Linked DNA regions of Mus musculus: all the other regions are linked to region 6. The links are chromatin loops, found by intact Hi-C in ENCODE. Cell type or tissue: left cerebral cortex. All regions are shown on one strand. Region 1 has its middle 66 kb from the start of Pcp4. Region 2 overlaps Dscam (DS cell adhesion molecule). Region 3 overlaps Pcp4 (Purkinje cell protein 4). Region 4 has its middle 3.7 kb from the start of Igsf5. Region 5 overlaps Dscam (DS cell adhesion molecule). Region 6 holds the start of Pcp4 (Purkinje cell protein 4).

Region 1 (4,000 bases), 66 kb after region 6:
GGAGAGGCAAAATGATAGGGAAACAGCCTGTGCTTTCCTCTAGGAACCAGCCAAGGAAAACATTGGCTTATCCGAGGTCACAGCAGCCAGTATCCTTCTGTCTTCTGTCTGAAGAAGGTTGTGCAAAGTCCCCATAGTATGCATTTTCTTGACATCCTATTTGCAATGGATAAACATAGATATTAGGGATAGATGGCAGAACTCGGGCACATGTCTATGCTTCCCTATGTTTTCTCCCTAGAGACTAAGCATGTCTGGAAGCTGTGGCTGCCTTGGCAGGGATCTCTGTGCTCCAATCCTGAGGTCCTGCACACTGCCTTCTGCACGTATTCTTCTTCTGAGAACAAGGTTGCCCCTTCCCTCTATTCATCAGCCTTACTGTGGACACCTAGAATATGAGAACAGTGGAACCAGGCTTCAGCAACTATTGTTGTCAGCCTCCTCTGGCCTCAGTCTCTCTCTCTCTCTCTCTCTCTCTCTCTCTCTCTCTCTCTTCATGTGAAATGAACATCTGACCACCAGAGGCAGAGACTAAATGGGCCATCTGTGCGGAGTAATTTCTGTAAGTCAGGTTGTAGTAAGTTGATACACACTTGACATGTGTTGATTGTCTCATGGAATATACAGTGTCCCCATTTTATTGGCGAGGAAATGGAGGCTCAGAGATGATAAAGAGCATACAAGGTCACACAGCTTGAAGGAAGAGGCTGACTCCTTCATAAGTTAGATTTCTCAGCCTCAAGACTTTGAACTCCGTTCTTAACTCTACTTGAGGCATTGAGCATGGACGTGGCTTCCTGTGGATGGTTCCTGTCCATATAGAAGACTCTTTGAATTCTTCTGTGTCTGGTGGGTGTACCCTTGATGTATCCTTCTATGACTGACAGAGTGTAACTTGATGCATCCTTCTGTGATTCACACTGTTTGGAATTTACAGCCTCCAAATCTCATTGGTAGAATAGAATTAGAGCCACCTTAATCCCCAAGATTGGTGAATATGTTCCTGTCTGTGTTGGGGGTGCTTTCGGGATATGACTAAAATCAGGATTTTGAGGTGAAAAGACTCCACAGCATCATAGGGTCTTTCTATGAGGAACCAGGAGGATGCATGTTGGGAAAGGAGCTCGGATGATAATAGTGATGTTAACAGGATGAGCTTTGAGGTTGTGGAAGAAGACATGAGCCGAGGACTGCAGCTGGTGTCTAGAATCTGGGAGAGGCAAGAAGATGGATCATCTCAGTGCCTCCGGGAGAAACCATCCCTGCTTAAACTTGAGTCTGCCTTATAGACTAAGAGTTATCCCCCTAGAATAGTAGCTGTGAGTTTGTGTTATTTGAAGCTACTGGGTGTATGTCACTTCCTTACAACAGGATACGAACAGTGGCGTTGTGTCCTATCCTTTGTGTCTTGATGCAATGATCACTTTTAACACTAGTGTTAATCATGTTTCAGCTCAGCTAGTGAGGGGTCTCCTGAAAGGGGGGAACATGAGTTACTCAGACGAACAAATGGTTAGGATGGGGGGTAGTCATTACTTATCTGCTTGGCATTAAAACTGGCCCCAGTCATGTGACCTCAGACCCTGTCTTACCAGCCCTCATCTCTGAGGAGGGGAGTCGTAGCCGCATTACCACCCCACAGTCTGCTGGGAGCCCTTCAGGAGATGCCGATGGCTACAACAAGCCAGAGGCATCTGCAGCTGCTTGACCAGATCGTGGCAGGAGAGCTCCAGAGATGGCCTGTAGCCAGCCCTGGCTGTCAACACTAATTTTCTCCGGCTTGATGGAGCTCAGCCTATTTTGTGTGGCTTGCCCGCCACCAAGTCAGCAGCCCCTGCACAATCAGGGTGCTGAGCCAAGCTGATAAGCAGGGCTGTGGTGTGGTTATCTCTGCCACTGCAGAGCTGAGAGCTTCGGGGAGGAGTGGATGTAGGGTGTGTTTCCGCCTACATTGCTGCTGCTGCTGTTCCTGCAGCACCTGCCTCCCCAGGACAGTCCAGCTCCTAGAGGAGGGGTGCAGCCCTCTCCATGCTCCCGAGGTCATGGGGTGGTAGTACAGTGGTGCAGAAGACTCGGGGTTGGGGAGTACTGACTCATAACCGTTGTAAGTATGCGGCAGTGAAGGAGCTCTGTGGAGCTCTTCATGGGGTTGCTGGGCTCAGCTTCTGTGATTGTCAAGATGAGGAGAGGCAGTGGGAAGCTCCCTTCTGAAGAATCAACACTGACTCCAGCTCCCCTTCCCTCTGTCACCCCATCCTCCTCACTGAGCTCCTTCTATGATTCATGTTTATAGACCTGAAATGACCTCCAAGGGCCTCACTAAACCCTGCATTTTATAAAGATGCCAGTCAGACACATGGCTTGCCCATGGCTGAGTCTAAGCCCTACTAGGATGTCCAGTAGGGTCAATACTTCTTCTGCTAGGGACTCACTCTGCCAGGCTGATGAGACCCATCTACGGCTTTCCATCAGAGATGGAAACTCTAGGCATGCTCCTAGGGTGTTCCAAGAACATTGCTTAAACTCCCTGGGAACAGAAACAGAGGGAAGATCAGAAGGTGGCTTGTCCCATTAGTATTCCAGGGCACAGCTTCTATGAGTGTGTTGAAAGGTAGATGGCTAAGATTTAAGCTCAGCACATTAACCTGGACCCAGAGTAACAGTGGCATTATCAAGAAGGACCCTTTACTTCAATAGCCTCAAGGGATGCCTTTTACAGACGTGTTGTGGGTCAGAGGCAGAACAGCCTTCTTCAGCCATCCTTAGGGTTCTAGCTTTCCCCCGTGTTTAGATGGATTGCCATTCTGTTTAGTTCCAGGTTCGGGAGGACAAGGTGAGGGGCACCCAAAAGGATGAAGCTAGAGGAACAAAGTGCAGTCTCTGTCACAAGGTTTATAGGTGCACATCTGTGGTATGAGTTCTTCAGATTCTCACTGGTACTGTGACGTTTCCTGCAGATGTGCTCACAGCTGCCCATATCTCTCCAGAACATGAGCATCCAATTGTATCAATGCTCCCCATGTCCTGCACACAGGGCAACCGGAAGTTACTAGCATTACTGGTAGCTCAGTTCCTGGTTGCTGCCTGATTTGACTCGGAAGATGAATACCCAGCTCTCTTGATCATTAGCATCTCTGAGACTCCAGAGATCCTTGGCGGGAGCAGTCCTTCATTGCACAAAGTTGTCTGCTCAAAGATCCAGTCTTCTTCAACCTTCCTTCCTTCCTTCCCTGACTCATGTCCACACTTCACCCACCCCAGATGCTCCCTCAGCCTTTCAAGCAAATCACTTGCATGCAAAACCTTGCCTCAAGGTTTCCTTCTGGGCGACACTAACCCAAGACATATGGCGAGGGAGATGTGTGGGCATTTTGAGCCAACACTCGGAGGTTCCAAGAATTCTAGAGCCTTCAGAGCATATGCTGTGTTTACATCATGTTTTTCACAACTCAGAAGAAAGCAATCTCTTAAGACCGGAATGGACACTTAGTTTTCAGTCAACTGAAAGTTGTTTCCCTACTTTGAAGGGCAGGCAGCCCCACAAGGGCCAAGGAGGGTGAGGCAGGGTGGTGTGGCCAATTTGCCTTCTCAGATCCAAGTCCTTGGGATGTGGAGACACTGGGCTCTACTTTCCCAGAAGGTACATTCCAATGAGAAGCTGAAGATGTGAATCTTTGAGGAAGGTAGAAGAGAGCAGGAAGGAATCACACCATGTGTCACCGTGAGGCTCATATTTGTGAAAACATGAATATGCTCTTGAGAAATGGAGAGCTCTCCAGGGCTGGGCTGGGCACAACTGGCGACATCTAGGGATTACTAGAGAGGGAGAAATGACCCTCAGGGAAGAGGGCAAAATCTATAATGTAAATGTATTCCTGTGTCTCTCATTGCTTGGCTGAAGGGACTTAAACCATCACCCTTTTCCCTTGGTTCCTTGGAAATCTCCCAGGAACATTGACTCTCTTCTTCCTGGTTGGCAGGAGTGAACTTCCAGTGTTTC
Region 2 (4,000 bases), 200 kb after region 6:
AAGTACGTGTACACACACACACACGTGCATACTCATACATGCATGTGCACATACAACACATACACACTATAGCATAAACAGTGTACTGAAGACTTAGAATCATATCCATTAGAATTGGATAGGTAGCACAGAGGAATTTACAAGGAAGCTTCCAGAATACAGTCCCCAAGAGTTTTTATAAACTAGAATTGTTTTCTTATGACTGGTGCAATTATATGTGTCTTTGCTTCTCTAAAACATTTCCAGGTTTCTTACAGCCCCGTGTTCAGTGGGAGGATGCCAAAGGTTAGAACTATGTGTATTCCCATGAGTACCGGGGCCCCGGCAAATGTCTGTACCAAGAAGAAAGCTCAACAAAGGTCTTGCGAGCTTGGTAAATTACAGGTGTATAAATGAAGCACAAAGATCTATTCTTCGCCTGACTTGGGATGTCAACATAGTTTCTAGATTGGCTATCTGAAAACAAAGGGGCCCACAGGTAAGATTGCTGTGGAAGAACAAAGAAGGAGTGATTCCATGCCAGGCACGAAAAGGCTTGGGCATGTAGACTTCATCTCTCAGGCGCAGAAAGCACCCAGTGTCTGCGGAATGCTTTTCTGTCTTGGTGAGGAAAAGATACTGTTCAGTTTAGCCTCCCTTGGATGAGTCAAAGCCATAACCTATAAAGCGTACATCAGCCAGTTATCTCTTAGGTAGGTATCTCAGAGACTAGCAGTGCCTCCTCTACTTGAGGAGTGGAAACTGAGTCATGCCCATGTAGAGCCATTATTCATGGCCAAGGCAACATAAAGAACGAAGAGTAAGTTAGGGTTCAATGTTCCTGAGGGTTAGAGTCTATGATCACCATGGTAGGGAGCACAGCAGCAGGCATGTAGGCATGGAGCTGGTGAAGTAGTTGAGAGTTTATATCCTTATCAGAAAGGAGAAAGCAGGAGGCCGGGGGTATAAACTGAGAATAGCTTGGCCCTTTGAAGCCTCAAACCCCATCCCCAGTGACACAGCTTTGCTAACAAGGATATACATTTCCCAATCCTTCCCAAGTGGACACCATTGCTAGAGGAACACTGAAGCTTGTGAGGCTGACTTCTCAGGAAAGACCAGAGGCTTCAGGGTGAAGCTAGACAATGCTTGCCTGCTGTGCTGTCTCTATTTCAGACTCAGTTAAGTGAGGGTGGCAGTAGGGTGGGTAAGCTCTCACACAAGGCACTCATTAGAAGTAACTGGTATAAATATTATTTATTAAAATGTATGTCACTGAAGGTAGGGGCCAGGGCCACCATTTACAAAGATTCTGCACAGAGAGAGAACTCCCAGGGTGCCATGGTGCTTAGTAGATTTACATTCTCTGCCTAGCATCCCTTTGTGTGTGCATGTCTGCATATGTGTGTGTGTATGTGTGAGTATGTGCATATGCGTGTATGTGTGTGTATGTGTGTGTGTGTGTGTGTGTATGTGTGTATGTGTGTGTGTGTGTGTGTGTGTGTGTGTGTATGTGTGTGTGCGCACGCGCGTGTGTGTATGTGTGTAAAGTCTGGGTATATGCACATGGATGTGTATGAATGGAACATGTTGTTTGTACAGGCCAGAGGTCAGCTTTTGGTGGTAGTCCTTGGGAGCTCTTTTATTTCTGTGAAACAGCCTGTTCTGAGGACTTAATGCTCAGCCTTTACACTAGACTGGTCAGCCCCTGGGATCTTCCTGTCTTTATCTCTCTGTAACCACCAATTCTGTGATTACAGATACATACCACCACCCAGCTTTTTATGTGAGTATTGGGGATCAAACCTCAGACCCCCTAATTGCTTTACCAACTTAAGTTTTCCCCAGATCCACATCTGTTCTTGTTCCTGATTTTCCAGGAAACAGTGTCTTTTATTTCCCAAGAATCTGGCTCTGGCGTGTGTTTGAGGAGACAGCCCTCACCTGTGCTCCTGCACACTGCAGTGTGCTGTAAATGGTGCTGGATTGTCCTTGGCTACACATCACAGAACCGATCCCTGCCCTGGCACCTTCTGCCTTCCTTGGGAGTTCTGTGAACATGCTCTGAAGTTACATCAGATAAGGCCCTTCTCAGTGGGTAAGACTCTAAGTGATATCTGGCCAGTGATTTCTGGAGAACCATTTAATCCCCCTCATCAATTTTTCTGTAATTTGTTTCTTCTGTTATAAGTCCTGCCTGGGTATTTTCTCGAGTGAATGGAGCATAGAGCTAAGTTGATACCAACTCACAGTGTCCCTGAGCATGAGAGAGGAAAGCCATTTGCTGGCACAGGCTGCTAATGCACAGCCTGGCTGCACGCAGCGTATTTCAGCTTCTGCTGAGGCATGAGTCCAGAGCCTGGCTCAGTGCGTGGTGTAGGGTGGTGTTCTATTCCTTCCTGCATTTGTTAAACAGAGGAATCAGCCAATCTGATAAGGATCGGTAGAGAAGTAATCAAACCTAAGTCTGGATTCTAGTTGGAAGATAAGAGTGTGGTTAGAATATTAACAACCCCAGGAAACAGGAATGGTGGGGCAATGAGGTTGAGCTGGGTCTGCCATATTGGAAGTGGCATACAGGTGGCCTCTTGCTCAGGATGTTAGTATTTAGAAAACCAGTGCTATACAAGATGGAACTCACGGCTGGAGGTGCCAAGATCCTGTGGCTAGATATGTCATATGCCCTAGGGAAGTACCTACCTACTGCTCTTGTTCTGATAAATAAGCATAGTATTATACTGATTCCTAATAACTTATTGTGGTACTTGTAGATTAGCAAATCTCTCAACCTTCCTCAGAGGAATGTCTCCTTGCAGTAAATGTTGATTAACACAGAGACCCACAAACTGGATGTTGTGTAGAGAATGAGATACTGCAAAATGCCCAGCCATAAATGGGATATCTATGCTACACTCAGTCTTCCCAAGGCTGGATCATTATGGAAAGGAAAGCAGAAAGACTTTAACAGGCAGGGGTAGTAGATAATTGTAATGAAACCACGTTTTCTTGACGTGACCTGACATTTGTTCATACGAATTTGCAGCATTTGGGACAGCATGCAACTTAAACCAGACAACATCCTAGCACAAAGTCCCATCTGCATCTGAGGAGCTAGTGACAATAGGTAATAGCTGCTGGGAAAAGGAGAGACATTTTTTGTTAAAGGCGTGGTCCCTGGTAGGTAGATCACACTCTAGGGGCTGGGCCCACACCCAGGAGTATCTGAGCACAAATTGGACTCAATGGATTTTTTAAAAAGAGGTCAGGAAGTTGAGTGGGCAGGGAGGAAGTGAATAGATCTGGAAGGAGTTAGGTTGGGGAGCAAATATGATCAAAATACATTATGCACAATTCTCAGGGAATTAATATAATAATTAATACAATAATTCTTTAAATAGTTGTCAGGGTTATATATAAAAATGTGGACTTAGCTTCAGGAAATAGTACCTCCTGCCTACTTGGTGCCCTTGGAGGCCAGAAGAAGACATCAGATCCTCTGAAATTTGAGTCACAGGTGTTTGTGGGCTGTTACTCGGGTGCTAAGAGTCGAACCTGAGACCTCTGCAGGAGAAGCAAGTGCTCTTAACCAGGGAGCCACTACTCTAGCCCCTAATATAAGACTTTTAAAAGTTATCACAATTCTCTGGGTTTTTATTGTTCATAATAGTGTTGAGTTATTGTTATTGTTGTTTGTTTGTTTGTTGTTGTTGTCGTCTAGCTGGTATCCTGAGGTTCTGATTACATGAACTTGGGGGCTGTGTTGTCATTCTCTCTGGTTGGAAAGCTGGTGTCTCAGTGCATTTCCTGGACTTTTTGAGGTGGATGAATGTTTTATTAGATCTGCTTTTAAACAGCCGAAGAACAAATCTGGTTAATTTACAGCTAATGCGACATGTCTGGCTACATCCAAGGTCTTTAGTGATGTTGTCTTTCGCAGATCTGAACTGGGAGAATAAAGTGATAAAGTGATATAGCTGCCTATTGTTAAATAGGTGTTATGTGTACTGGAGAACAAACACCT
Region 3 (4,000 bases), 57 kb after region 6:
ACAAAGCCCTGGTGGCAAAGGACAACTCACAGAGCTATAGAGCCATGCACAGTGTTGATATTAGCATGGAGCTAGAGTCACTGTATGTCTGCAGGACTCTTGCCTTTTAGCTCCAGGCCAGTGGGTGGGACAACATTAATTTCGCATTTCTCAGCATCTACTTGGGTCACAGGCAATTTCTATCCTTTCCTGTGGCTCTGCAGCATTCATTGCTGTGTAGATCAATATGCCAAGGGCCACTTGACCTGGAGGAATGTGGCTGTAAGCATTTGACCATGCTGTGGGCCCTGCAGATCATGGAGGATGCCCTTCAGCATTCCTCACACTCTGTCTCAGGCCCTGCAGCCATGGAAGTGAGTTAGAGAGAAAAGTAATTTCGGTCACAACCCCTAGGAAGGCTCACAAGGCCAGAGGCAGAGCACTCACTTCCAGATGGAGGAGTGGAGAAGTGTGTGGCATGCTCCAGCCAGAACCGGCTTAGTCTCTAAGAAAACTGAGAGGAGCCTGCTTAAGGATCTGCAGGGAAAATGCAGTGCTGGAGGCTTCTGAACTATGTAGGGGTTCTCCTGCATGTCTGCCATCTATCATCCATTTACCACCTACCATCTGCCTGTCTACATCTGTCTGTCTACTGTCTTTCTTTCTTTCTTTCTTTCTTTCTTTCTTTCTTTCTTTCTTTCTTTCTTTCTTTCTTTCTATCATCTATCTATCTATCTATCTATCTATCTATCTATCTATCTATCTATCTATGTATCCATTGTCTGTTTATCTTTCATTTATCTGTGTATCATCTATCTTTCTACTATCTTCCTCATCATCAATCTATCAATCTATAATCTATGTGTCATCTATCTATACTTATCATGATCATCCATCTACCTACTATCATCTGTCACCTACATATTGTCTACTACTATATTATGTATGTATGTATGTATGTATGTATGTATGTATGTATCATCTATCATCTATCTATCTATCTATCTATCTATCTATCTATCTATCTATCTATCTATCATCTATTTATTTATCATCTATCATCTATCTATATCGCCATCTGTTTATGACTAATATTTATCTATCATCTTCCTACTGTCTACTCTCATCCTATCTATAGTCTATCATATATCTACCTACTGTCTATTTTCTATCAGTCATCTATCATCTCTCTAATCTATCTAGTTGTCATCTTTCTATCAATAGTCTATCTTATCTGTCTTTTATACATCTATTATTTATCTATTATCTATACTTATCATCTATTATTTCTATCACCTCCTCCCCTTCCCACTCTCTGTTTTTTCTAGTTGGCCTTTCTGTTCCACATGCTAGTGCAGGGTAGCAACCTAGCCTCTTCCTGGGCTTAACAAATGAGCAGGTTTTCCCTTATGGGCACCTTCCATTTGACTACCCAAGAAGTCACCCTGAGTTTGGACTGGGGCATCTGTGTCTGCATTCAAAAGAGATAAATGTTTCTTCTTTTGACTCCAGTGATCAGTGTTTACTGGGTTGGAGGATGTAAAAAGATGTCTCTTCTCTGACTGGAGGACTTTGCTTACTTATTTTTAGGCCACTGCTCAGAAGCGCCTAGCACAAAGGCATGATTACTTTAAATCTTCGCTTGGTGCTGGCTTGTAACCGATCTTCAGCAACCACGTTAGTGTGAGCTGGCTGGCCTCTCTGCCTAAGTAGACACACCACCCCTCTTGCTTTTCAATATTACAATGTATCACTTGTGGAAGTGTGGTCTTCTGGTGATGGTCAAATAGTGTGGTTTGGTTATAAAAATAACCACCATGAAAGCCTGGAAAAGGATGAGCAGCTCTCATTAACAACACAATGCAGGTATCCAAAGTAACTTTCTGTCTGCTCTGAGCACAGTGACCATCAGCTAGCATTATGGGAATGTGTCAAGACTGTGTCATCCATCCTGCTCATGGTAACGTTCAGATAGCTAGAGAATTGTAGAATGTTCTCTAGAGCTATGGAATTCTCAGTGTCTGGAACTTTCCACCATTTTCCCTTGGATTTTGCTTTACAAATGATTTTGCTTTGGGGTGGTTGAACGAACACCTGAGCACAGTCCGAGGTGGGCCGTCTTAGCCTCGTGCATCTAGACTGGCCTCACTCTTCTGTTTTTAGGTGGTCATCTTATATTTCTGTTTTTGTTTGTTTGTTTTTTACTACAGATGGGCAGAAGAAAGTCCAAGAAGAATTTGATATCGACATGGATGCACCAGAGACAGAGCGTGCAGCTGTGGCCATTCAGTCTCAGTTCAGAAAATTCCAGAAGAAAAAGGCAGGATCACAGTCCTAGTGGTGAAGCTGCTTCCTGGTCCACCTGAAGACACCAAGTTCAACCACCATCCATCAAGAAATGAAAAGAACAATACCCTAGAGAGAAGTCATCCTCACTCAATACACACCCTGCTACAAACCTGAAATGCATGAAGAGAAACCCATAGTATTTATGCCCCCTATAGGCAGGTATCCACAGTAAAATTGTGAGTAGCTTAATCTGTTTATCTCCATTACAATTCCTCTGCAACTATTTTCCTTGATGTTGTAATAAAAAGGAGGTAAGATGAGTGAATCTAGTGTCCGTCTTCATTTCCCCGGTTGAATGGAACCAGGCTCATGCGGTTAAAGACGACTGCAAGCCAGGAGTTACATTGTAACAATGTTACATTGTTCAAACTTTAGAACAGAGTGCTTTTGTTAGGGTGGGGCTATTCATCCTCAACCATGGAGTTCCTATCTCATTTACAGAGTGTGAGCTGCCAATAGGTGGTGGCTGTATTTTCTCAGCATGGAAATGTCGTCTGTACCCTTGCTTGTCCCAGCTTATCCAGAAGAACACAAGGTCTAGGAGGGCAGTGCATCTGGGGTTGGGATGTCTCCCAGGTGTACTCAGCAAGTACACTTCAGATCTCTGAAGGGTTGCCCTACTCCACAAAGGCCATCTTTGCACCTGTGTAGCTCCATCCACAGGCCCAGGCTCCAGGATCCTCTGGGCTCAGCACCGTGGTGCTTAGCTTGTTCATTGCAGTTTGGAGAAGCTGCCTGGCTTTTCTCCAGTGCAAACCTTGCAGACACACGGTCTCACATGTCACGGAGAGCTCCCATGGGACGCAAAGATGTCCATTTTGTGGGAGGCCTGACTACACAGAATCAGGAGTCAAATACAGGTTGGAAGGGTGTGACTGAGCTGACCTTGGTCAAGTGCCAGGAGCATCAACCGTATGTCTTCATGGCTGCTTATTTGAGCCTTGCCATGGAAGAACCTGAAACAGAAGGGACCCTTCTCCCAGAACCGAGAAGCCACCATGTATGCGGTGGACTTGGCTATGTGTTCCTTAGCTGGGGCTCTGGGTGGGTCACATGCACTCGTGAGAAGAGAGGCAGAGTGTCTGAGTGTGTAGACCTGCATGCTGGACTGTGGGTGGATGAGGCGGTGGAAATGAGGTTTGTGGGGGAAAGAGTTGGAGGTAGAGAGGACACTATTCTCTCACAAAGAAATACTGGAACCCATGGGGAGTGTCTTGCCACCAAAAAAAAATCATCTAAAAATGTGCTTGCTAAAAATGTGTAAGATGCCCCTGCTGCTAGCTCTTCCCTGTAGCTACTGGGGTGGGGAGGGGGTGGCAGTGGGGTATGCCTGAATTCTCATGATGACTTTAGCTAGTGACCCCCTAAATAGGATCACTTCTGCAGTAACAACTGGTGAGGGCTAAGTCAGGCTCCTGATGGGAGAGTCCCCATTGAGAAGACAGTAGGTTGATAAGACACCCCAGAAAGAGCTGCTGAGACAGAGAGGGGTATGAACGTCACAAAAATCAGATGGCTTAAGGTGTCATGCTCAGGGCTCCCTCGGGCTGCTAATGTAAAGTAAATTAGGACCCAAATGTATGCACAGGTAGTGATCTCTCTATCTGACCTGTGTCCCAGCTCCACCACTCCCCCCCACACACCCATTTATTGATCTAAAGGAAGTGTGTCC
Region 4 (4,000 bases), 110 kb before region 6:
AGAACTACAAAGATGTATTACTGTCTTATAGTGATGCTGTTTAGACAAATAGATGACTTCTTAATTCTTAATGATGATCCTATAAGAATTCCTAAAATTATATCAGTATTTATTAAGGTCTTTATACTAAGACTCCATTTAGGTCCTTTTCTGATAGTCAAAACAGAAATGAGAACTCTACCAGTCTCCCATATGTCACTAGTTAATTGCTTCTAGATAGTAACCAGACTTTCTACTACTCAGAGCACATTCCAAGAGGTTGTAAAACTATTAACCAAAGGTCATAAAAAGGGAACTAGTGATTTATTATAGGTGCTAGGACAGAAGATAAAATATTGAACATGAACATGAAACTTCACTAATAACTTAGTTATGTTTTTTAACTCTCAGTGAACCTGTGGAGCTGAGACAGGTGTGGGATGTTTAGCCAGATAATTACTCCTAATGGATATGCATGTAGACATTCTCTGTTGTAAACTTCTATTTCAGTTTATGATTTGATGTGCGAACTTGTGAGGAACTTTTTAACATGTGATCATATATTCTGAAAGATGTATAAGTGCTGAAGACAAAAGAGAAGAGTTAGAACTGAGCTGAGGAGAATTTTTTAGACAGAGCTGAACTTAAGAAGAACTTTCAAGTATAGGCATAGCTTTCACAGAAAAGGGATTGAGAGTTAGAGCATTATTTTGGCACCAGAGCAGGAGGAGAGAGCAAGATTAGAAGGAGGATGCAGAGTGGAATAGCTTAGAAACTATAGGTAACATAAAAAACTAAGAGAGCAACGTGCAGAATGCAGAGGGAAAGAGGAAAAAAGAAGAAGCTGCAGAGAGCAGAAGGAGCAGGCAGGCTCCTCCTTACCATGGGACAGAAAAGGTCTTTTGTTGATAACAAGGCAGACTTAGTCTTATTAAAAGAACAAAACTTTCTTCTTACAAACTTGGGTTAAATTCACTTAGTAATAAAAGGGTAGAAGCTTTTTCTTTTGCAATGTAATAAAGATTGGAGCTCATTTTTCATCCAGAATGAGTTCTTTCTGCATCAGTGTTTGGTCTTTTTCTCCATATGCATATGTAAGTATGGATGTGTGTGTGTGTGTGTAATTGTGTGAATGCATGCAAGCTGAGCCCATCTGATCTGAATAGAAATGTATAAATGCACATGGGTGAACCTGTATGTGATTTTATGTGAGATTATACATATTTGCTTATGTAAAAGTTTTTCCTTCTGCAAGTGGCATCCTCTTCTTCTGGTTCAATAGCAGTTTAAGGTTCCAAACTTCCCCCTAGCCTGACAAGCAAGAGGCATCTGGACAATAGGGAAAAGGCTCTAGCAATTAATCCTTTACTTAATCTTCTGCTGTTTTAGGATGAGGTGCTAAGTGCCAGAGACTGAAGTTTCTGGCCTCAGAAGAACACAGAAGGCAGGTCAGCTACAGTAGCATAGTAAATTAGATAAGTAAACGTTTTATTATTTACAGCAACCCTAAATATTCTGTAAGACAAAGTCGCTTCCTTCTCTGCTGCCTCAAGAAGAACCGGCAAGAAATAAGACTCACCTGGGTTTTACTGTAGGGCTCATTCTGGCTGTGAGACACTCTGTGTTTGGACAAACACTTGTATTGTGACATGCATTCAAATCACACCCTCACATGGAGCAGGAAGCCCCTATTTTAACACACGAACGCGCGCGCGCACACACACACACACACACACACACACACACACACACACACACACACACACACACACACACACACACGTTACCGATTCAGCTCTTTCCCTGACTCCTGCCGACCACTGAGCTTTCGTTTAACCTTATAGCGCCAACTGCATTTTCCCCAGAATTGACCCTGAAGAAGTCACTCCATGTACCTTCCTCTCTGATTCACTTCTTACAGTGTTCGTTGCTTACACTAATAAAAGCCGTAAGCAAGCTGGGCGTGGCGAGTATTAGAACTCTGTGAGGTCAGCACGTGGAGGAGCGGGGGTGGGGCGTGGAGGGGAAGGCCAGAAGGTGGAACGTATTCCTCATGCTGCCTCCAGAGGGCAGAATATGCTTAATCATTAAGAATGACTCCTTAGGGCCTGGCTGGGTGCTGATGTGTAATTCCAGTTACTCAGCTGGCTGAGGCAGGCTGAATCCAAGTCCAGGGCCTGGCCAGGACTACAGGATGAGTTTAAGGGAGTCTGGGAAACTTGGAATTTATCTCAAAATAAAAGTAAAGGGGAGAGTGGCATCAGATACCTTTTGGACTAAATGTTTGTGAGCTGCCAGCAATTGAACCTGGGTCCCTGGGTCCTCTAGAAGAGCAGCCAGTGCTAACTGCTGAGCCATCTCTCCAGCCCCTGGATTATAATATATTAAAGAGTTAGAAACTGGTTACTAAGTTGCTACACTTTTACATTTTAAAACAGATATATGCTGGGTTATCCATAGTGTTTGCCATAGTGTGGTGGTCTCAGCCATATTCTATTTCATAAATTTCCTCCTTTTGGGGCCAGTGATGAGTCTCAGTGGGTAAAAGGCTTCTGCTAAACTCAAGGACTTGAGTTAGAGCCCCAGGACCCACTTGGTAGAAGCCGAGAAGTGACCTCTGCAAATTGTCTCTGACCTATGAGACAGATACACACAATAAATATAAAACAAAACATAAAAATAACTTCTTCCTTTTGCTTTCCTGTATTTTCTTATTTCCTGTAGTAAGCGTGAATCACATCTTTAATAAGAAAAATAATTAAAGCTTCTCATTAAAAATTCATAAAGCTTATTTATGTGGGATGGTGAGTTTATAGAGGATTCTCAGTTTCTCCTTTGTGTGACATTGAACCCATTATACAATTTCTATTTCTGGGGGCTGGAGAGACAGCTCAGTGGTTAGGAACACTTGCTGCTCTTGTAGAGTAACACGATTTGGTTTCTGGAATTCTCAAGAGAGTTTACAACCACCCACAATTCCAGTCCAAGGGATCTGCCACCATCTTCCGGTCTCTGTGGGTGCTGCAGGCATGTAGTACACGTATGTCCTAGTTAAGATCTTTACTGCTGTGAGCTGACACCATGACCAAGGCAACTCTTATAAGGACAACATTTAATTGGGGCTGGCTTACAGGTTCAGAGGTTCAGTCCATAATCTTCAAGGCAGGAGCAGGGCAGCATCTAGGCAGGTATGGTGCAGGAGGAGCTGAGAGTTCTACATCTTCATCTGAAGGCTGCTAGGAGAAAACTGGTTTCCAGGCAGCTAGGATGAGGGTCTTAAAGCCCACGCCTACAGTACCACACCTACTCCAATAAGACCATACCTCCTAATAGTTGTCATTGTTCCTGGACCAAACCATAACAACATACAAACATCTAGGCAAACCCTCATACATATAGAATAAAATGCAAACTTTAAAAAAATTGGTATTTCTGGTGGCAGGATAGAGTTGAACATTGGCTCAATTATTTCATAATTTTTAAAAACAAAAACATCTCCAGTGGTCGTATAAATAAATTCCTTGGGGCTGGTGAGATGGCTCAGTGGGTAAGAGCACCGGACTGCTCTTCCGAAGGTCCGAAGTTTAAATCCCAGCAACCACATGGTGGCTTACAACCATCCGTAATGAGATCTGACTCCCTCTTCTGGAGTATCTGAGGATAGCTACAGTGTACTTACATGTAATAAATAAATAAATTCCTCAGGAGAAAAAATAAAGATAAAATGGCGGCTGTCTTGAAAGTCTGTAGTGAAACACGTGCTGAAGGTTTTATTTAATGCCTCAGTTAATGAGGGAACCGCCATGATGTTGGAGCAGAATCATCAAAGAGCTCAAAAAGAATGCTTGTTACTCACACTTTCATAGGCACACTCGTGTCCCAGAGCTGAGGGACGAAAGAGTTCCTTCTAAGAACTTAGACACCTCTGAGGTCCTTTCCCAGTCCCAAGCTTCTCATGGATTTCCCCCTGTGCCTTTGTATAGCTGAATATAAAAACCAAGCCTAGCCAGACCTTCTGGGA
Region 5 (4,000 bases), 140 kb after region 6:
TTTTTCACAAGGCAGAACAGTCCCTGATCTCCAGGTTTCATCCTTTGCTGTTACCAATCTTGATGGGAACGAGAAAATAGGACAAAACCCAGTGCAAACAGGCCTTACAACAAGGCCATGTCACCTCAGTCAAAGTTGTCTCTGTGTTTCAAATCTACAGAAAAGTTTTGAAGTCACCTCTGAGAACCTTCTAAGAGAAATAACGGACATTAAAAATAAATCCCCACAGTGACATGCCACCTTTGGAGCCCTGTTTTTGAAGTGTGTTGTGAAGAGGAAAAAAAAATGAGCATTAAATTTTTCTGTAGCTACTAGATTCAGATATAGCTTTTCAGAGCTTAGAGGAGGTCATGCGCAGAAGTGAAGCCTCAGTGGTTGACACCAGCAGCCTGGTGGCTTGTTTATCTTATAATCAACCTGATTAATTGCCAGAAGGATCAGCCTGTGTTCCTTATAGGGGTGCTGTGACCTTGTTGTGGAAGGATGTGAAGTTCAGGCTCTTAGTCCTGGAGGTGGGAGTGGGTCAGACGCCCTCAGAGCACAATCGGCAATTACTGCCATTGTGTGGGTGAGATGTATGAGTGCTTCTTTCTCTCTGTTGGGTAGGAACTACAGGGAGAGAGAGCAGAATGGGTGGGAGATTCAAGACACCTGCAAAAGAGAGAGATGCATTTCTGCTCAATCCTGCAGAACTCAGTAAGGCCTTGCACACAGGGAAGGCCGAACACTTGGCCTGGGAACTCTCAGAGAAACGGTTGTCATTTGAAAGTGACCTTCATGAGAGAAGTTAGGCAGGAGGTTTCACAGGCTTCCCTCCTCACGGAGCCTGGGAAGCCCTGCTATGACCAAGAAGGGAGCATGCACTGCCCACCTGTGTCTTGTGATGGGCTGACGCTGTAGCTGTCGCTCTCCTTGTCCACGGATCCTGTAGCCCTGGGTGTAGGCAGTCTCCAGTCTGTGGTGAGGGTGTGTGCAGAGATGGTAGGATGGGGTCTGTTGAGCGTCCACTGGCTGGCGTACCGGTTTCTCGCTGTGGGTCCAGCCTTTGCATTCCTCCTGGTGGTGGGATCTGCAACAAATAAGGGGTATTGTGTATCTGTCTTCAGGGGTCAAGCAGAGCAAGCAGCTGTCATCTCCCTCATGACCTACTTACTAAGTTTGCCAGATAGTTAAGTATTTTTAAAAAATCCCATAAGCATAAGAATACCCCGTTTGTGTTTGGAAGCTTCAGATCAGAACATTGTTTGTGGCCATTAACAATGGCCAAAACATCCATTCAAACTTTTTAAATATCAATACCTCCCATAAGACAAGGAAACTTGACCAAATGTGTTTGAACAAGATTTCCTTTCTGAGGTTCATTTACCCTGGTGCAGACTGATCTACTCGCTGCTCCCCACTCCACCTCATGTTATATCCCTCATCTTGACTCCAGGATCATAGAACATGATCTCATTTGGAAAAAAAAACAGTCATTGCATACATAATCAGTCATGAGGAGGTCACAGGGGGGATAGGGTGGGTCCCTATGCTATAAGACTGTTGGACTTATGAAGAGAGAGATACAGGAGGAGGTTGCCCCCTGCAGGGAGAACCAAGAATTGTGTCTGAGTACAGGATGGCCAAAGGCTGTTGAAGCCTTGTTTCAAGTTTACTTCTAAGTTCAGTCAGTACTTTCCATCCAGTTATTTAAGCTGAAGCCCCTGGAGACAAAAATAACACATTTTTTTTTCTGTCCCAACATCCTCTCAGCATGTGACAGTATGTCTCTTGATGAGTATCATGGGAACTTTGATGAAGACTTGGATGGACTATTTAATATGAACAACAAATAGCTAAATGATATCTGGATAGCATGTGTCAACTGTCTATGAAAAATGTCAAGGTCTACGTGTATGTGGGCTACTGCCAGAGCCTTGTATCTTCTTTAAGTCTGGAACTCAGGTCAACAGGTGAATAGGGTAGTGTGGTCTTAGCTCAACACTGGTGAACTAAGAAAAGGGACATATTAGTAGCAACGTGTGTTGGGCCCTGGAGCAGGCCAGAGTATTACCTTTCCTGAAATTCCATGGACCAGGGGAGGTGTTCTGTTCCTTAGAGTGATTTTTCTGGGACTCCAAATGAAAGTAGTTCAGGGTCCTGGAAGGGACTTTTCTACTTCTGAATTTTCTGCTTTTTAGAATGGCATAGTCTGGCCACTTTGTGATCAGCACTGGTGCAGCTATTTCAAAGGAACAAACTGAGACCCAACTTTGGATATGGCTGCTTATGCCCAATTGCATACTTCTGTGAACTCGGATGTCTCTTCAGAGTAGATGCAAGGGTCTGTCTTTAGAGCTGTCTATACGGCTGGCTCACAGTAATTGTTGGGATTGGTACTTAGCCTGGAGTCGCTTCACGGATGAACAATGGCAGTTTAGGCATGACACAGCTCTTCTGCCCGTCTGCTCAGGCACTGTGTCTTACTTGACCAGATGTGGCCTGATCCTGGCTGTCTGGGTCTGTAGTTGGGTGTGCACAGGACCGTGGCTTGTCCATAATTGCCACTGGAACATGAAATGCTGACACGGGGCATCAGGGAAAAGCCTTTCTTTGCAAGTGGAAGATTTTCCCCTTTGCAGATTTCTAGTTATTGGTCTTTGAACTAATCTATCATTCTAGGATTTAGGAGAGGAACATAAAGAAGATGGCCAAATCAATATTTTTAAGATTCTCTGGGTCATCAAAAGACCCAGTGCTGCTGCATGCTTTTGGCTACATTGATTTTTTTTTTTAAGGGCACATTTCATCTCTTGCAAAAATTCCATAGAAGGCGGCCTTATTAGAAGATAGTTTCTGTCTTTGATGTGAATGCAAACGAGCTATGCCAAAGTGTTGGAGCCCTGTGCACAACAAGGTGTGAATGATAATTGCGAGTTTTCCCAGGGAAGAGGAACATTCCAGAGAGGTCCTCCACAGAGAGAAAAACAGTGTCATGGGTAGGAGTCTAAATGTCTTCCAGGCACTATTGACTTGATAAGTGGAGCTTAAATAGTACAGCTTGTTATTTAAATGCTAATGAGTCTTTTCTAGAAAATTACCCAGCCCCTTATGTAAGTTTTGAGGAATCTCATTTTTTATTCCTTGGGTTTCAAATTGCAGCCACACTTGTTGAGGATTTTGGGTGCTCTCTCGGAATAGATGCCCGGGCTAGGGCAGACTCAAAGTCCCTAACTCTCTTCTCAAGTCTCCAAGTTTCTCACCCGGGTTCCGTGCCTTAGAAAGCTCGTTTCTCAGTGTGGAGTTCAGGTCTTCCTTCCCCACCGAGACCTCCCTATTTGGAAAATTTCTATTCAGAGCTGCAACTCTTTTCAAGTTAATTCTATTCATTATCCCAAGTCCCCCTGGATGAGGACAGAGCTAGCAGTGGCCTGATAAATGTTGAAAATATAGGTCATGGTACCAGTTTTCTGAGCCGCAGGCCACAGTTCTGCTCTGTGCTACGCAGGTGTCCCAGGGTTAGAATCGTGTCAGGATGTGGGAAGGCAAGGATATCTGACACACTTTAAAAAAAAAAAAAAATAACCAGGTTTTAGCAACCCTTATTTTGTATCTGAATTGAACTTGATGTGGTCGCTTCCAACAGCGATATAAATACTTGGATTTTGCTCGATGGTAACTTTGCTTATCTAGGGATTTTTCTGCCCCTGCATGGAAGATTCTTTGCCAACCTCCCAAGCCTCTAATATAAATACAACTTAGTGATTAAGCAGCATGCTTGCCAAGCAGCCAATGAGTTAGAGGACAGGGGTATAAATAACTCCTGACCTTTCAACTCTGGGTCTAATTCTGCATTAAGTTTTCTGCCCATTGAATCAAATTATTTTAATTATCCCAAATTCAGGATCAGAGAGGATTGTGTGGGTAACAGGTTGGTTACAAAGCATGTCATGTGTTGTATGCTCACTGGATTAGTCTTCCTTTAATCATCTGCTATCCGTCCTCAGGTCTCAGAGATGAG
Region 6 (4,000 bases):
CATGACAGTGGTTCTGGCTTAGGTTAGGGACCCATAGGAGCTGTGGGTGAAGCTCTTGTCTTCCTCTCCCTGTTCTCTCACACCCCGACATGTGCACACCCCTACATGTGTGTACTACAGTTTCTGGCCATGCCCTTTCCATTTGGAGACACACAGAGGATGCCATGATGTTAGAACTTGGAACAGAAAGCTGGCAACTCGGGAAGGAGAATGCAGCTGAGCCGAGAAGAGGGAATCAGTAGACGGGGGTGTCGTGCAGGTCTTTCTGGGTACAGGAGGCACTGGGACAGGTATTGGGGGCACCAAGGAAGGTTTGGGGGGCCCTCAACATGGTCTTGCTAGTCATGTTGATATTCACCATGATCAGCTGGGGCATACACTCTAATGCTGCTTATCTGGCAGACACCACACTTCCAGGCTCACAAGGTCTGGACTGAGAGGTATAAAAAGGAGCTGCTTTCCCCAATGGCTCATCAGGGCCAAAGTGAGGAGACCTTTTATGGGGTCCTGTCCCTAGGTGGGGCTGTCACAACCCTAAGTGAAAACAGATGTTTTCTCTCATGTCACTGCCAAGTGGGATTCAAGACTGCTGGACTCCAAAGGTCACTACAGACATGTCCTTCCACTCTAGGGTCCAAGCAGACAGACAGATTGGGGGGGGGACTCTAAACAGAGGGTGGTCAACTCTAAAGTCTGAAGCTGGTGCCCCCAAAGGGGGCCGGGAACAGCTGGGAGCCCAGAGGGATAAGAACCACTCCATACAAAGTTTCCCATTGCTCTTCAATGAGAAACAGAGTCTGTCAATTATAGACATGTAAGATACAGTCCCAGAGGGTGTGAGTCCTGCACCTCCCAGTCCATCGGCAGGGGCAGTCCTGTGACCATCAGTGTGCCTGTGACTGTTATGTTTCTCTCTCCTTTAAATTAAAAAAATAAAAATAAATAAAACCTTCCAAAGCAACAGGTTTCCTTGTGGCATTTCAAACGTCTTGAGTTTCAGTTGGCTGTCCCCACCCCTTCTTCTCCACCATTTCTTGCCCCTCCTCCCCATTTATTTCTTTCTATCCCCAGTATTCCCTGTTCAATCTCATATCACAAGTCGTAGTTTACCCTCCCCACCCCCACCCCTTGAACCCACCCTCATTCAAATAAACACATCAGTAAAAAGTTGAAGTCAGGATCTCCATATGAGCAGGGAAATTTGTCCTTCTGAGTCTGGCGTACCTCACTTGCTGTAATATTTCCCATTTTCTTCCATCTTGCTGCAAATGTCATGATTTCCCCCCTTCCCCCGTTTTTTAATGGCTTAAAATCTTCTATACTGCAGCTTGATTATCCTTTTGACTGCTGATGGGCATCTAGAACGAGTCTCTTTCCTTGCTATTGTGACCTGATCAGCCATGATCATGGATGACCAAGTATCTCTGCAGCAGGGTATAGAATCCTTTTAGGGTGGATGCTTTGGTGTGCAGCAAATTCCTTGGTTCCTGGATGGAAACGGAGCAGAGACCTGCCACGCAGTTCCACTGTGCTCCACTAGGTGGCTCTTTGCGCTCTCGGATGTCTGCAGGCGTTCAGACAGGTGAATGCCTCTCATTGGTTGGCGGGAGGCATGATGCCACCCAGCAGCTCTTTTTAAGAGAAAAGCCAGGACCAGGGAAGCAGCCACCCCTGAGCATTGCCTTCTGAGCTGTTCTGTGGGACCTAGCTGCGGAGTCAGGCCAACATGAGTGAGGTGAGCAATCCTTCCACTCTCACAGGGAAACCGCAGAGTGAGAAGGCTCTGCCCCTGTGGGATTCTCAGAAACCCAAAAGGTGCCCAGTGGGGCTGAGGGGTAGATGGATCCTGTTATTATTTGCTTTGAGCATAGGCTGTCTTGATAGCTTTGTTTGAATGCAGTGTAGAAATTTGCTAAGTTTGCAACTTTTGAAATTAGCCTTAGAAAGAGAAAGGGATGTAGGTATATTGTTTCTGATCTATGACTTAGGATTTTGTACCTCTGAAGAGAAAGCCAGTTATTTGATTCTTTCATGAATATTTGTGCTTTCTCCAGGGAGTGCGTCCTCACGTGTTTCCTTGGGATACAATCTGAATGTTAGCAGACAGTGCTAGCCACCTGGGAAATCCGGTCTCAGAAAAGAGGTGGGGAAGGGGGTTAGGATTTGTGCCTAAGTGCAGCTCTTGCAGAATCATTGTCTGTGACAGGGCTTGCAGTTAATCAGTTAATCAGAGCCCTGGAAAACATTCGGAGTCCAAGCTTGAGTGTGTGTGTGTGTGTGTGTGTGTGTGTGTGTGAGAGAGAGAGAGAGAGAGAGAGAGAGAGAGAGAGAGAGAGAGAAACTGCTACCTCTGAGGCATCAGGGAGTGTTGGCAAAAGAGCTCATTTTAAACCCAAGACCCTTTTCTGATTAAATGTATATAGAATATACAAGCTGGTGGCTTGCATATTTTTCTTTTAAAAAGCAACTGTAATCTCTCCCACAAGATTTGGGGTTACACAGTGCTATCCTCTTCAACTAGATGCCCAGCCAAGTCTGTTTTCATTTCCTCTCACTTGATACTTAATTACTGTGAAAGATCTGTTATCTTCTTTGTATTTTATTTAAAAAAAATGTTTGACAGATGGGTGATCTTTTTTTGGAAGTCTAGAGTAGAATTAACAACTTCAGAAATCAAATGTCTCCTCGCAGCTCCTCTCTCCTCTATGGACAGCTTTGGATCCAAACAACAGGCAGAAGGGCAAGGTGGTGCAGCACCCAGGCACAGGACTTGGGAGAGAGCCAAGAGCTTGGGGGAGGAGGAGGGTGGATCTGGGCTGGGAGATGGGAGTCTCCTGGCAACCCTGGGAACAGAAGCCACAGTGACAGCCATTGGTTGCCTCATGGTGTAAATGCTGAGAGCAGTGCCAAGCACTCCCACATGTGTCCCCTTCTGTGAGCCTCTCCATATCCTGGGCAGTCGGTGACAGAGGAGGAAACTGAGGCACAGGGAAGTGGACCAACCGATTCAAGACCGCCAGCTAGATCTGGGGCTAGCCTTGTCACACTGAAGTAGTTGGTACCTGGTGCCTGGCTCTGTCCAAATAAATGAGTGTGGGGCTCTGGAACAGCTGGAAAGGGTGGGGCAGAAGGAGGTAGAGAATCCAGGGAAAGCAAGCAGGGCTCTGAAGACCAAGGGCATTGAGGACAAGGTCTCTTTTCCTTTACATGTTGGGGGAGGGGCTTCCCTCTGGGTTCGTTAATCTTTCAGAAGCGCAAGGTTTATGGACACCTCACCTTGCTTGCAGGAAGAAGGGATGGCTGTGTGGACAGCTTTTCCCATTCAGAACTCAACAGATTCTCATCAAGAAGGAGCCTAGAAACGGCAGGCTCTGCAGACTGACCTCACAACAGGGACCCTCTCCTGTGTCCAGTCAGCGACATGCGACAGTGCCCTATCCCTCATTCTATGCTGAGGCTCATGTATAGAGAAGTCCTCCAGTGCCTCCTTGGTCACCCAGCTGAGCAGATGACTGTGTGGGTCTCCAGGGAAGAGCCTTGTCCCAGAGTTCAACCCACAGTTAGGGTCACAACCTCCTTTCTGTTGACCCTGTAACTAGGGCAGCCTCAAACTCCCTACAATGTTCCAGCTGTCCATGACTTAGTATCACAATCAGAGTGTGAATTCCTTAAATCCTGTGGGTAAAAGTCCTTAAGGCGCAGACCCTGGGTCTGTGTCCGCAGTCCTACACCCCAACTTCCCCTTGCACCAGGTTTGTCTTTTTCATTCCCACCGCTGCCCCTGAGCTCCCCCTGCTGGCTCATTTCCAAGTCCCTAGACCGCTGGTATTCTTTGGAGAAAAGAAATTTCTCCTTTGATTAAAACTTAAATCTGCTTTCAACATTTAATAAGAGGGACAAACAGCCAAGGAGCTGGGGAGGGCACCAAGTCCTGAAGTGTTTCTTTAGTTGAATGAACTACAAATGGCTTCCAGTGTTAATAACTCCCAGGCAGGATTGG

The links. Hi-C counts contacts between places; a loop is a spot of excess contacts. Peaks named below come from ENCODE experiments on the same cell type or tissue, not always from the same donor. Only the 100,000 strongest peaks of a DNase experiment are listed, where the experiment ranks them.
Region 1: it touches region 6 in a loop (3-fold over the local background); 5 of 42 quality-filtered maps call a loop at or near these places.
Region 2: a loop joins it to region 6, with 4 times the contacts of the local background. A loop is called at or near these places in 32 of 42 quality-filtered maps.
Region 3: a loop joins it to region 6, with 2.6 times the contacts of the local background. A loop is called at or near these places in 4 of 42 quality-filtered maps.
Region 4: it touches region 6 in a loop (8-fold over the local background); 9 of 42 quality-filtered maps call a loop at or near these places.
Region 5: it touches region 6 in a loop (6-fold over the local background); 28 of 42 quality-filtered maps call a loop at or near these places.

What each region holds. Positions count from the first base shown.
Region 1 is chr16:96,532,096-96,536,095 of GRCm38, forward strand. No RefSeq gene overlaps it. Among named protein-coding and RNA genes, the nearest start is that of Pcp4, 66 kb to the left of the region's middle. In left cerebral cortex, no CTCF peak of the experiment used is centred here; DNase peaks (open chromatin) are centred at 1,906, 2,121 and 3,341; H3K27ac peaks cover 2,026 bases.
Region 2 is chr16:96,667,564-96,671,563 of GRCm38, forward strand. The region is part of intron 20 of Dscam (DS cell adhesion molecule); the gene reads right to left. Among named protein-coding and RNA genes, the nearest start is that of Gm32509, 49 kb to the right of the region's middle. In left cerebral cortex, no CTCF peak of the experiment used is centred here; a DNase peak (open chromatin) is centred at 2,329.
Region 3 is chr16:96,523,201-96,527,200 of GRCm38, forward strand. Pcp4 (Purkinje cell protein 4) reads left to right here. Exons shown (of 3, transcript NM_008791.3): 3 at 2,190-2,593. The coding sequence ends at 2,317. Among named protein-coding and RNA genes, the nearest start is that of Pcp4, 58 kb to the left of the region's middle. In left cerebral cortex, a CTCF peak has its summit at 2,480; a DNase peak (open chromatin) is centred at 3,495.
Region 4 is chr16:96,356,100-96,360,099 of GRCm38, forward strand. No RefSeq gene overlaps it. Among named protein-coding and RNA genes, the nearest start is that of Igsf5, 3.7 kb to the right of the region's middle. In left cerebral cortex, CTCF peaks have their summits at 2,049 (motif pointing right) and 2,971 (motif pointing left); a DNase peak (open chromatin) is centred at 2,004; H3K4me3 peaks cover 191 bases.
Region 5 is chr16:96,609,421-96,613,420 of GRCm38, forward strand. Dscam (DS cell adhesion molecule) reads right to left here. Exons shown (of 33, transcript NM_031174.4): 31 at 872-1,069. Among named protein-coding and RNA genes, the nearest start is that of Gm32509, 110 kb to the right of the region's middle. In left cerebral cortex, a CTCF peak has its summit at 1,591 (motif pointing left); a DNase peak (open chromatin) is centred at 1,586.
Region 6 is chr16:96,466,056-96,470,055 of GRCm38, forward strand. Pcp4 (Purkinje cell protein 4) reads left to right here and starts at 1,551. Exons shown (of 3, transcript NM_008791.3): 1 at 1,551-1,735. The coding sequence starts at 1,727. In left cerebral cortex, CTCF peaks have their summits at 1,532 and 3,799 (motif pointing left); DNase peaks (open chromatin) are centred at 1,566, 2,064, 2,811 and 3,793; H3K4me3 peaks cover 2,368 bases; H3K27ac peaks cover 1,764 bases.